2 separate regions of the Mus musculus genome follow, and region 2 is linked to region 1. The links are chromatin contacts, found by Hi-C in ENCODE. All regions are on one chromosome and are shown on one strand. Each heading gives the region's core, a stretch centred on a gene start or an enhancer-like site at or near the end of the contact. The rest is flanking DNA. Distances are from core to core; before and after follow the strand shown. Region 1 holds the start of Ms4a6c (membrane-spanning 4-domains, subfamily A, member 6C). Region 2 holds the start of Ms4a6d (membrane-spanning 4-domains, subfamily A, member 6D).

Evidence for each region. A loop is a pair of places that touch in the nucleus more often than their neighbours do.
Region 2: a map of left cerebral cortex shows a loop between it and region 1 (3-fold over the local background). The contact joins the promoter of Ms4a6d here to the promoter of Ms4a6c in region 1. A Hi-C loop is called at or near these places in 3 of 37 maps with a recorded cell type or tissue (T-helper 1 cell, left cerebral cortex and regulatory T cell).

The regions. Positions count from the first base shown.
Region 1 is chr19:11,467,213-11,471,865 of GRCm38, forward strand. Ms4a6c (membrane-spanning 4-domains, subfamily A, member 6C) reads left to right here and starts at 2,156. Exons shown (of 7, transcript NM_028595.4): 1 at 2,156-2,344; 2 at 3,877-4,039. The coding sequence starts at 3,893.
Region 2 is chr19:11,602,805-11,607,457 of GRCm38, forward strand. It overlaps Ms4a6d (membrane-spanning 4-domains, subfamily A, member 6D), which reads right to left and starts at 2,000. Exons shown (of 7, transcript NM_026835.2): 1 at 1,870-2,000; 2 at 342-504. The coding sequence starts at 488. It also overlaps the pseudogene Gm24599.

The DNA of each region.
Region 1 (4,653 bases), core at 906-3,405:
TCACTAATTCACTAGGTTCTATGACAGTGATGAGGGCACAGGGCACAATGTGAAGGGAACAGTGACAGTAGGCATCCTTGAAAGAAGACACACCAGATTTTTTTTATTATTTATTCACTTTACCTCCTTCTCACTGCTCCCCTCCCACAACCCTTCTTCCATTTTCCCTCCCTCTCTCCTCTAAGTGAGTAGGGCCCCTTTGGTTGTCTTCCAACCTTGGCTCTTTAAATCTCTGTGAGGATTCTTCACCCACTGAGGCCACACAAGGCAATCCAGCTAGAAGAACATATCCCACTTACAGGCAACAGTTGTTCCTATAGCCCCTGTTCCAGAAGATCAGGATGGAGTTCTAAGAGAAGCTGGTCCCTCAGTCTTTTCTAGAATTGAAGCAGGGCTTTATCTCTGTGCTGTTCTAGCCTTGAGGACAAAGGTAACTACCAGATGATAAAACATGTCTTAGCTTGTGTCTTCTGCAAAAGAGTTCAAGCAGGAACTGTAGAATTCACAACTGCAAAGGACAAAAAGGCCCTGTGTACACAGATAAGCACCGGAGAAGCCAGGATAGATAAAGAGGTGGTTTACATCTTCATGGGAATGGGATGTGTAGCCGAGCTGCTCTACAACAAGTGCCAGGAATGTTGTAGGTTTACAACCTGGTGATCCTTTGCTCTTTGATGAAACAGGCTCTGCCCACATCTCCCAGAATTTGTTTTTACTTATCATCGCAGACTCTTACCTTAAACCGTGAGCACTGCTTTTAGACCATAAACCCGGCCCTCATGAGGGACGTTACCTGTGCCTTACCACAGCCTTTACCATAGGAGGCTGATGTTATCTTAGGACCAGGCAATGTTGAAACCTACAGGCATCAGGTATCCCTCAGTCAAGCTCCCTAGAGCCTAAGCCTTGGGCAGCAGCACTGAGTCAATAGTACCCATTCTTGTGAAAAAAGCCAGGTGTGCTTTGTAAAGGATCTCAATGTAACATTACATCGTTGTGAGCTTGGGCCTGAGTTTAGTGCTATCCGAAAACCTTTTGTTCCACATTGTGCTGTGCTTAATGTGGCTAAAGTAAAACAATTGGGGCCAGATTCTAGAAGTCGTGGTCCGGCACCAGTTACAACAAAATGGGGCTGAGCTGAGTTTCATTCTTGTCTCTTCCTAAATCTTTTTGTTATTGTTGTTGTTTTGCCTGCTGTGAAACCTGCAGGGAATCACCACACCACAACCCTCTGATGTGACAGTGGCTCACACTGGCTCCCTAGGTTCCTTCTGGTTGACTCCAAGGAAAGAAGGAAGGAAGTTTTCAGAGTGTGGCTGTCCAGTTGCTGCAGCTGGCTCTGGCTCCCCTGTGAAATTAATTATGTCAAAGTCAGCTTCTGAATTGTGCCTACCCAAGGGCCTGAAAGCCACAGGGACACATGTCTTCATGACTGTGTCTGGAGTGCAGGATTGTTGAAGTCATTCCTGGTGTGTTGAAACGTCTCTGCTTGCTCCTCTCCTGATCTATTACTTTTCTAGAAGTGTCCAGTAATTCCCTGGTCACATCCCCTGTTAGAGAAGTCCAGTGGTCTAGAAGAAGGTTAGAAGAGATGAGGAAGGCTCTAAAGAGAGTATCAATTAACCAGCGAGTGCTGAAAAACTGTGTACAGAGTGTTTTGGTTTGATTTTTCAGAAGCTGAGGAATTGTTGAAGAAAGTATGAATAACAAAGTACCTAAAATACTGTAAAACATTCAATTGTTACAATTGATGATACATTACTGTGTGTTCAGTAGTGTATTACAATATAATAAAGTAATATATCAAAACCCAAGGTCGTGATTACTATTATCATACTTTATTATACATTGAGATCTGTTTTATTCATCAGTATTACTACAACTTGTAATATCATTAGTTATCAAGATAGTCCTTTAAATTCTACTTAGAAGAAACACAGGTCCTTCAGAAAACTTTCTTCTTAATGGCTTTTCCCAGCTTGTTGCTGTTTTCAGTTTAACGCTTAAACAACTGAAGTTCAAGAAAGTGAACTTGGGCTTCAAGTGGAGCTGGTGCGTGTTGGGACTTACTACCCCCCCCCCCCCACTCTCTCAAATCTCTTAGTGATTTTTCTGAAGTTACTGGGACTTTCTGATATAGGAAGTACAGGCACAGTAACAGTCCACAGCCTGTAAGCACCACTTCCCTTCCCGTGCAGCGAGCACAGAAGAAGGAAGGACTGGAGACAGTTACAAGTTCACAAGAAGGAACCAAGGATCAGCCTGAGAGAACCCAGAGTTAAGGCTCTTAGGGTTTCTGAGAGCTCGGCTGGAAGTGACTGGGTGACAAGGCACACAGGCTCAGGTAGGCAACCCTGAAGGGACTTCCCTCTGTGTAGCACTCTGTTTCTGGGACTGAGTTACAAGAACTTGCTGATGCTCATGAAAGCAGTGGAGACACGGGGCCTCTTTAGAACTAAATGGGCAAAGGCACAGGGCATCTGGCTTACCTCTGTCCTGGCCACTTTAGCTGCATGATCTTGGTGATCACTGACATAAGGAGCAGAGCTCCCAGGTCATTTACTGATTAGGCAGCCTAAGGGCTGAGAATAGCACAGAGAACAGAAGGGAGCTAAGATGAGCTCAGAAACCCATTCCCCAGGCAACTTGGTTCTTTTAACTAACAGGGATATAATTGTCGGGAGTGTGACAAAACTTGAACCACAGCTTAGGACTCCAGGATTTCTCATGCTATTGCATTAAACTGCTTCTCCACACTGAAGAGACTCAGACACAGACTGCCATTGGCAGGTGGGAAAATAAAGAGAAGAACCAGAGTCAGAGACAGCTGGAGTCCAACACACAAGTGTGTGTAGGCAACTGGTCAATAAAGAGAACTTTGCCTATTTATTTAACAATGATTTTATGTTGCTCTACAAAGCATAAATTACTTCCACGTGTACATCAAATTGTTAATTCTGAATTTCTTCTAATTGTGATTTTATTAACATAAAGGATTGGCTTGGTGAAGAAAAACCCTACAAGATCATGTGAACTAAAATATGATAAAATGGGAAGTGCTAATTCTTAAACTGGCACCATTAGACACTCAAAACAGGCAAATGGGGTTACATATTTGAGTGGTACCTAGCATGGATTGGAAAGCATAAAAGTTGACTTTAATAACTCAAGGCTAGCAAAGTAACTGGACAGTGAATGCCATTGAATAAAGACAATGCAATTGTTCTAGGTGAAGTTGGAGCTACATTTGACAAATTTCATGTGAAAATGTGTGCATAGACACAGGAACTTGTAAGGATTCAGGCTTTCCCTGCCTATGATGTGTTTATTATAAACTCACTGGGTTCTGTTTAATATTATGGGGAAATAACTCCTAAATTTGAGATGTGGTGGTTTTACATTTCCCTATACCACCACTTTCTTCTTCCGAAGAACAAGTCAAGGATGCAAAATGGTGCACAGTCTGGGAGGTGGGGGCAGAACTGGGAAGCATAGTTTGTTTTGTTTGTAGTTATTTTATATTTAAAGTCAAAGCACTTAATTTCTTACTGAAAATTCATATAATGTACTCTGATTGTGGTTTCACTTTCTCCATTTCCTAGATCCTCTCCACCCATCCAACTTTTCTTCTTCTTCTTCTTCTTCTTCTTCTTCTTCTTCTTCTTCTTCTTCTTCTTCTTCTTCTTCTTCTTCTTCTTCTTCTTTTCTTCTTCTACTTCTTCTCTCTCTCTCTCAAACAAATAGGCAAAAACAAAACATAAAAAGACAACAAAAATAAATCAACCAACCAAACAGTACCAAAACCAAACTAAAAGAAAACAAACCACTACAGTGAGCACGTTACTTTATAAGAGCTGAGTCTATTTTTTCTTCCAGCTGTGGCAGCTCCATCATGATTCCACAGGTAGTGACCAATGAGACCATCACAACGATTTCACCAAATGGAATCAACTTTCCCCAAAAAGACGAGTCCCAGCCTACCCAACAGAGGCAAGACAGCCTGAAGAAACATCTAAAGGCTGAGATCAAAGTGATAGTGGTAAATCCCACTCAGAACATCCTGGGGTGGGTGGCGAGCAGAGGGTGAGGCTCTATGTGTTAGGAACAGAGATAAATTTGGGTGGGAGGAGCCTTCAGTTTTGACAGAGTGATCAAAGAGTGGCCAGTTCACTGGTGGAAGACCCTGGGCAAACTGTTTACATCACTAAAACCTTCTAAAACTGGCAAATATTTTCATTGATTCCAATGAACTTGGACTGCACTCCAATGACCTTATTCCATGGGTCATTGAGATTTTATTCTTTAATTCTTTTTTGTTTTTTTCCATTTTTTGAAGGGTACTTACTAAGTATTTTATTGATGAAAATATTTGTAGCTACATTCTAGGTGCTCTCTGAGCGTAGAAAGGCCTTCTCTTTCTTAGTGAAGAGATGGTACAGAAAGAGCATTGATTCTCTACTCTGTGTTCATTCTAGACTTTTTTTGGATAAAGGGAGAACATTTTTTTGCTGTGTGTTGTTTTTCAATCTTGTCTATACTAACAGTATATGCATGGGTCTCTGTGTTACCCAGTCTCAGAACTTAATGGAACTAATGGCCTTATATTGGGCATACATACAATCCACTGGATTCCTTTGAAGAACATGTAGCAAA
Region 2 (4,653 bases), core at 750-3,249, 140 kb after region 1:
GCACATAGAATGTAGCTACAAATGTTTTCATAAATAAAATACTTAGCAAGTACTATCCAAAAATAATAATGATAAAAAAGAACAAAATCTCAATGGCTGCTGGAATAAGGTCATTGAATTACAGCGCAAGCATGTTAAAACAGGGTAAATACTTGCCAGTTTGTGGAAAGTCTTAGAGATGTAAGCAGCATTCCAAGGGGCTTCCACCAGTCTACAGACCACTCTGTGATCACTCTGTCAAAACTTAAGGCTTCCCACCCCTAAATTTATCTCTGGTCCTAATACATAGAGCCTCTCCCTCTGCCCTCCAACCACCCCAGGGTGTTCTGTGTGGAATTTACCGCCATCACTTTGATCTCAGCCTTTAGATGTTTCTTCAGGCTGTCTTGGCTCTGGTGGGAAGGCTGGGGTTTGTCTGTTTGGGGAAAGCTGATTCCATTTGGTGAAATCACTGTGACAGTCTCACTGGTCACTACTTGTGGAATCATGATGGAGCTTCCACGGCTGGAAGAGAAAATGGACTTAGCTCTTACAAAGAACTGCACACCCATCTTCCCACTCTCAAATCTGTAGGTGAGTACCTTACTGCATTCTTGACTTATCCTCCAAGGGAAGAAACTAGAAGACTAAAGAAAATGTAAAATCCCAAACCTTAGATTCAGAAGGATTTTTTTTTTCTGCTTGAGATAGAGGGTTGTTTTTAGACAATGAATATATACATAACATGACAACTCCCACTGATCCCAGTGAACAGAGCCAAATGTTTACATAAAACTTGTAGATTGGAACTGTTGAAATGACTCAGCAAATAAAGGCATTTGACTTCAAGCCTGAAGGTCTGAGTTCGATCTGCTGGACCCATGTAGCAGGAGAGATTCATTGCAAGCTGTCTGTGACCTGCAGATTTGCCTTAACACACATTCACCTGCATGCATACACACATATACACACAAAGAGCTATAATAAAAAGACTTTCAAAATGTAGCATTAATTTCCTAGTTGCTATCATGTTTGAGTGCACTGTCCCTTATTCTGATGAGTTTTATCCTCAGGTTGTTCTACCAGTCTTGAGATATAATTAAAATTTGATCTTCAATCTTTTCCAATTTATGCTACTACTCAAACTACTGAGAGCTATTTGTTCATTGTTTGTCTCATAGTGTTATTTCCAGCATATTTCATCATAGTTTAGAACCCTCACAGTAATTCTATTTGTTAGTAATGTCATAATCAAAAAAGAATTTCAGAGGTAAATTTTGATTCATGTGTGAAAATAACACATGATTTTATAATGACATAGGCTTGATGCTAAATAGATATTTAAAGTTTTTGTTATTAACCAGTTGCCTACACACAGTTGGGTGCTGGATCCCAGCTGTCTCTGTCTCTGGTTCCTCACCCTATTTTCCCACCTGCCTGCGGCAGCCTGTGTCTAAGTCTCCTCAGTGTGGAGAAGCACCTGAATGCAGAGTGAGAAGCCCTGGAGTTGTAACCTGAGGTTCAAGATTAGAACTGTGCCCTTGTTAGGAAGAACCAAGTTGCCTGTGGAATTGGTTTCTGAGCTCAGTTTGCCTCTCTTTTCTGTTCCACTCTCAGACCTTAGACTGCCTAATTAGTGAATGGCTTAAAAGCCTTTGCAGGTACAAGAGCTCTGCTTTTGTTAATTACATGACCTTAGGACAGTGACCACCAAGATCATGGAACTAAAACCAGCCAGGACCGATATAAACCCAATACCCATTCCGTTTGCCCATTTAGTTCTGAAGTGTCCCAGTGTCTCTATTGCTTCCATAAGCACCAGCAATCTCTTACAGTGCAGTCCCAGAAATAGAGTGCTGTACAAAGGAATTTCTCTTCAGGGTTGCCTACCTGAGCCTGTGCGCCTTGTCACCCAGTCACTTCCAGCTGAGCTCTCAGAAACCCCAAGAGCTTTAACTATGGGTTTTCTCAGTCTGATCCTTGGTTCCTTCTTGTGAAGTTCTAACTGTCCCAGCCCTTCCTTCTTCTGTGCTCACTGCACAGGAAGTGGCGCTTACAGTCTGGACATGTGAATGTGCCTTTACTTCCTTTTTCATAGACTTCCAGTAACCAGGAAAATGACTAATTGGACCAGTTCTGGGAGACTTGTAGGTTACTTTTCCTTCCCATAAAATATCATCATGACAGCACTGACATTTTTATCACTGGTTTGAATTTTGTGTCTCTCTAATTATCCTAGATCTAGAATACACATTCAGTGGCAGAGCTGAACCTGCTGAGCATCTCAGAGACCCTAATTTCTGATCTGATCCTCAGTGTGCATTATGCTTACGTGTCTATTGGGTGCCAATGGACAGAGTGAACCAAGTTGTTATGAAAACTGACAAAGGTGTTCTTCTTCCGAGCTGGTTTGCGTCTGCGAAGGATAGCATTGCCTTCAGATCCTGACTTAGTGTCAGTGGAGTTCTGCACATTCCATCTTGGCCCACAATGATATGAGTATCACAAAACCAAGCAAAAACTTCCGTTCTTCCCAAACTTATGAGTCATGAAAGTTGTGGCAGAGATGGAACAAGGAAGATGAACAGAGTTAGACGTCATATTCCCCAAGGCCAGTGATCTTGTGGTGTTAAGTAGAATGTCAGTCAGAGTAGCTTTTCTCAGCTCTGTAACTACTCCATGCTAGAGGGATCATGCATGGGGTTAAAAACTAAAATCTACAGGTAAATAAATAATATGCTACATTTATAAAGGCTTTAATCAATGAACTTAACAAAATATTTAATGATTTCTGCAAAGCTCAAAAATCTAGATCACTATTAGAATACAACTAAGTTTTTCTTTGGTAGTTAGACAGTTACCAGGAAACACTTCCAATCAAAAAAGGGGGGGCAAAAATAGACATGAATACCCAATGGTCTCATGGGCACTGTTTTTTTTTCTTTTATTGATTCTTTGCAAATTTCACATCATGTACCACAGCCCCACTTACCTCCCCCTCCTCTGGTACCTGTCCTCCACCCTTGCCATCTCCCCCCAGCAAAGAAAAAAAAATCTCATTGTGGAAGCTGTAGTGTGTCACAGTGTATCCCACAGTATTCCCTTTTGTCTAAATTTATTTGCTTGAAAATATCTGTTGCAATGATTCTTGGTCTGGTATGAGACCTCTGACTTCTGCTATTCTATCAATACTGAAACCTCACTGGGACTCCTCTCAGATATCCTGTTGCCCTGTGTCATGGAGATCTTATAGCTTTGGATCTATAGGACCACTCCCTTCATACACTCCAGCTGTTCATCGATGAGGTAGATATTGGGGTGGGTCAATTCAAAGCCCTGAACCTGGGCCTGAGAAGTTTATGAGCTTGTCAGATCACAAGCTCTCAGGCCCTTGGTGCAGCTCACTGGCAAATGCCAGTGAGGGACAGGACCACTTCTCACACTCTCAGAACCCTGGGGCCAGCTCTCCCACCTGCCATAGATGGCAAAGGAAGAGGGAGGGAGAAGGTATCTCTCCATCACCCACTCTGTCTCATGGCAAGCTAGTTGCAGACATGTTTACACCCTTGGGGCCCACTCACTGGCAGACCCCACATCCGGGTCAGCTCTACTGTGCTGACCAGGTGAGGTGCAGGTCTCACCCTAAGTGCTGCATCTGGGGGTGGGGGTAAGTCTAGCTCTCCAGCTCTCATGATCCCAGGGCCAGGTCTTCTACCTGCCAAAGGTGGTGAGGGGAGAGGTAGGAGGAGGCTGTCTCTTCCTTGTTCCTGCCACACAAGGGAGACTCCTATGCTCCTATCCTTGAAGGCTGCTCACCTGCAACTCCTCAAGTGTGGGCCCTACTCTTTTGAGAACTTGAGCTGGCTAGGGGCGAAGTCAGCTTTCCTGCTCTTAGCCCACCAGAGCCAACTCTCTCAAGATGCTCAGATGAGACCTCAGATATCAAGATGTCCCCAATCAGCAGCCCAGACCAGAGACATCTGCTTAGCCTTCACTCGTGACAGACTTCTGCTGCTGTAGGGCCTCAGACCCAGATGTGGTCCATGGCAGCTGCACAGGCCAGGACCCCACCATGGTCCCAAGTGGCATCACTGGCACTCACATCTGGCTGTTCCTCACTACCCTGGAGTCTCCAGCTCTGCTTCTCTCCATTGTGCCCACACCCTTCTGTTTCTCTTTCTCTTCAATTTCTCCTCCACTTGCTTGCTCCTTTTGGTGGTGCCAGGGGTCTCTGAGCACCTGAGCATCTCAGGAGTGGTCTCAGGAATGCCAAGCCTCAGTTATGCACTATGGAACCAGACAGGAATCATCTCGGTCACGGTCTACAGGATCACACGTGTGGGGCATCCAACTGATGATCATTTCAGGCTGGATGCATGTCCAAGCCCCATGACACCAGTCTTGTGGTCATCTTAGGCACACTCCTTGACCCCTACCTCCCAGTTATTCCTTCTTCTATCACAGGCTTACTCTTTCCCAGGGTGTACAGTCCCATGTGGGGTCCTTCTAGTCTCTGTCGTGCTCTCCACCCTGGGAACCCATCCAGTCCTGCCTGGCATCAGACTGGTGATCATTTCAGGCTCACTTTTTTCAAGGAATGTTAGGCTACTAATCATTCAGATGTTCAAAGCTCAGAACACTGAGTGCAGACCTAGTGTAGACCTAGTATAGACC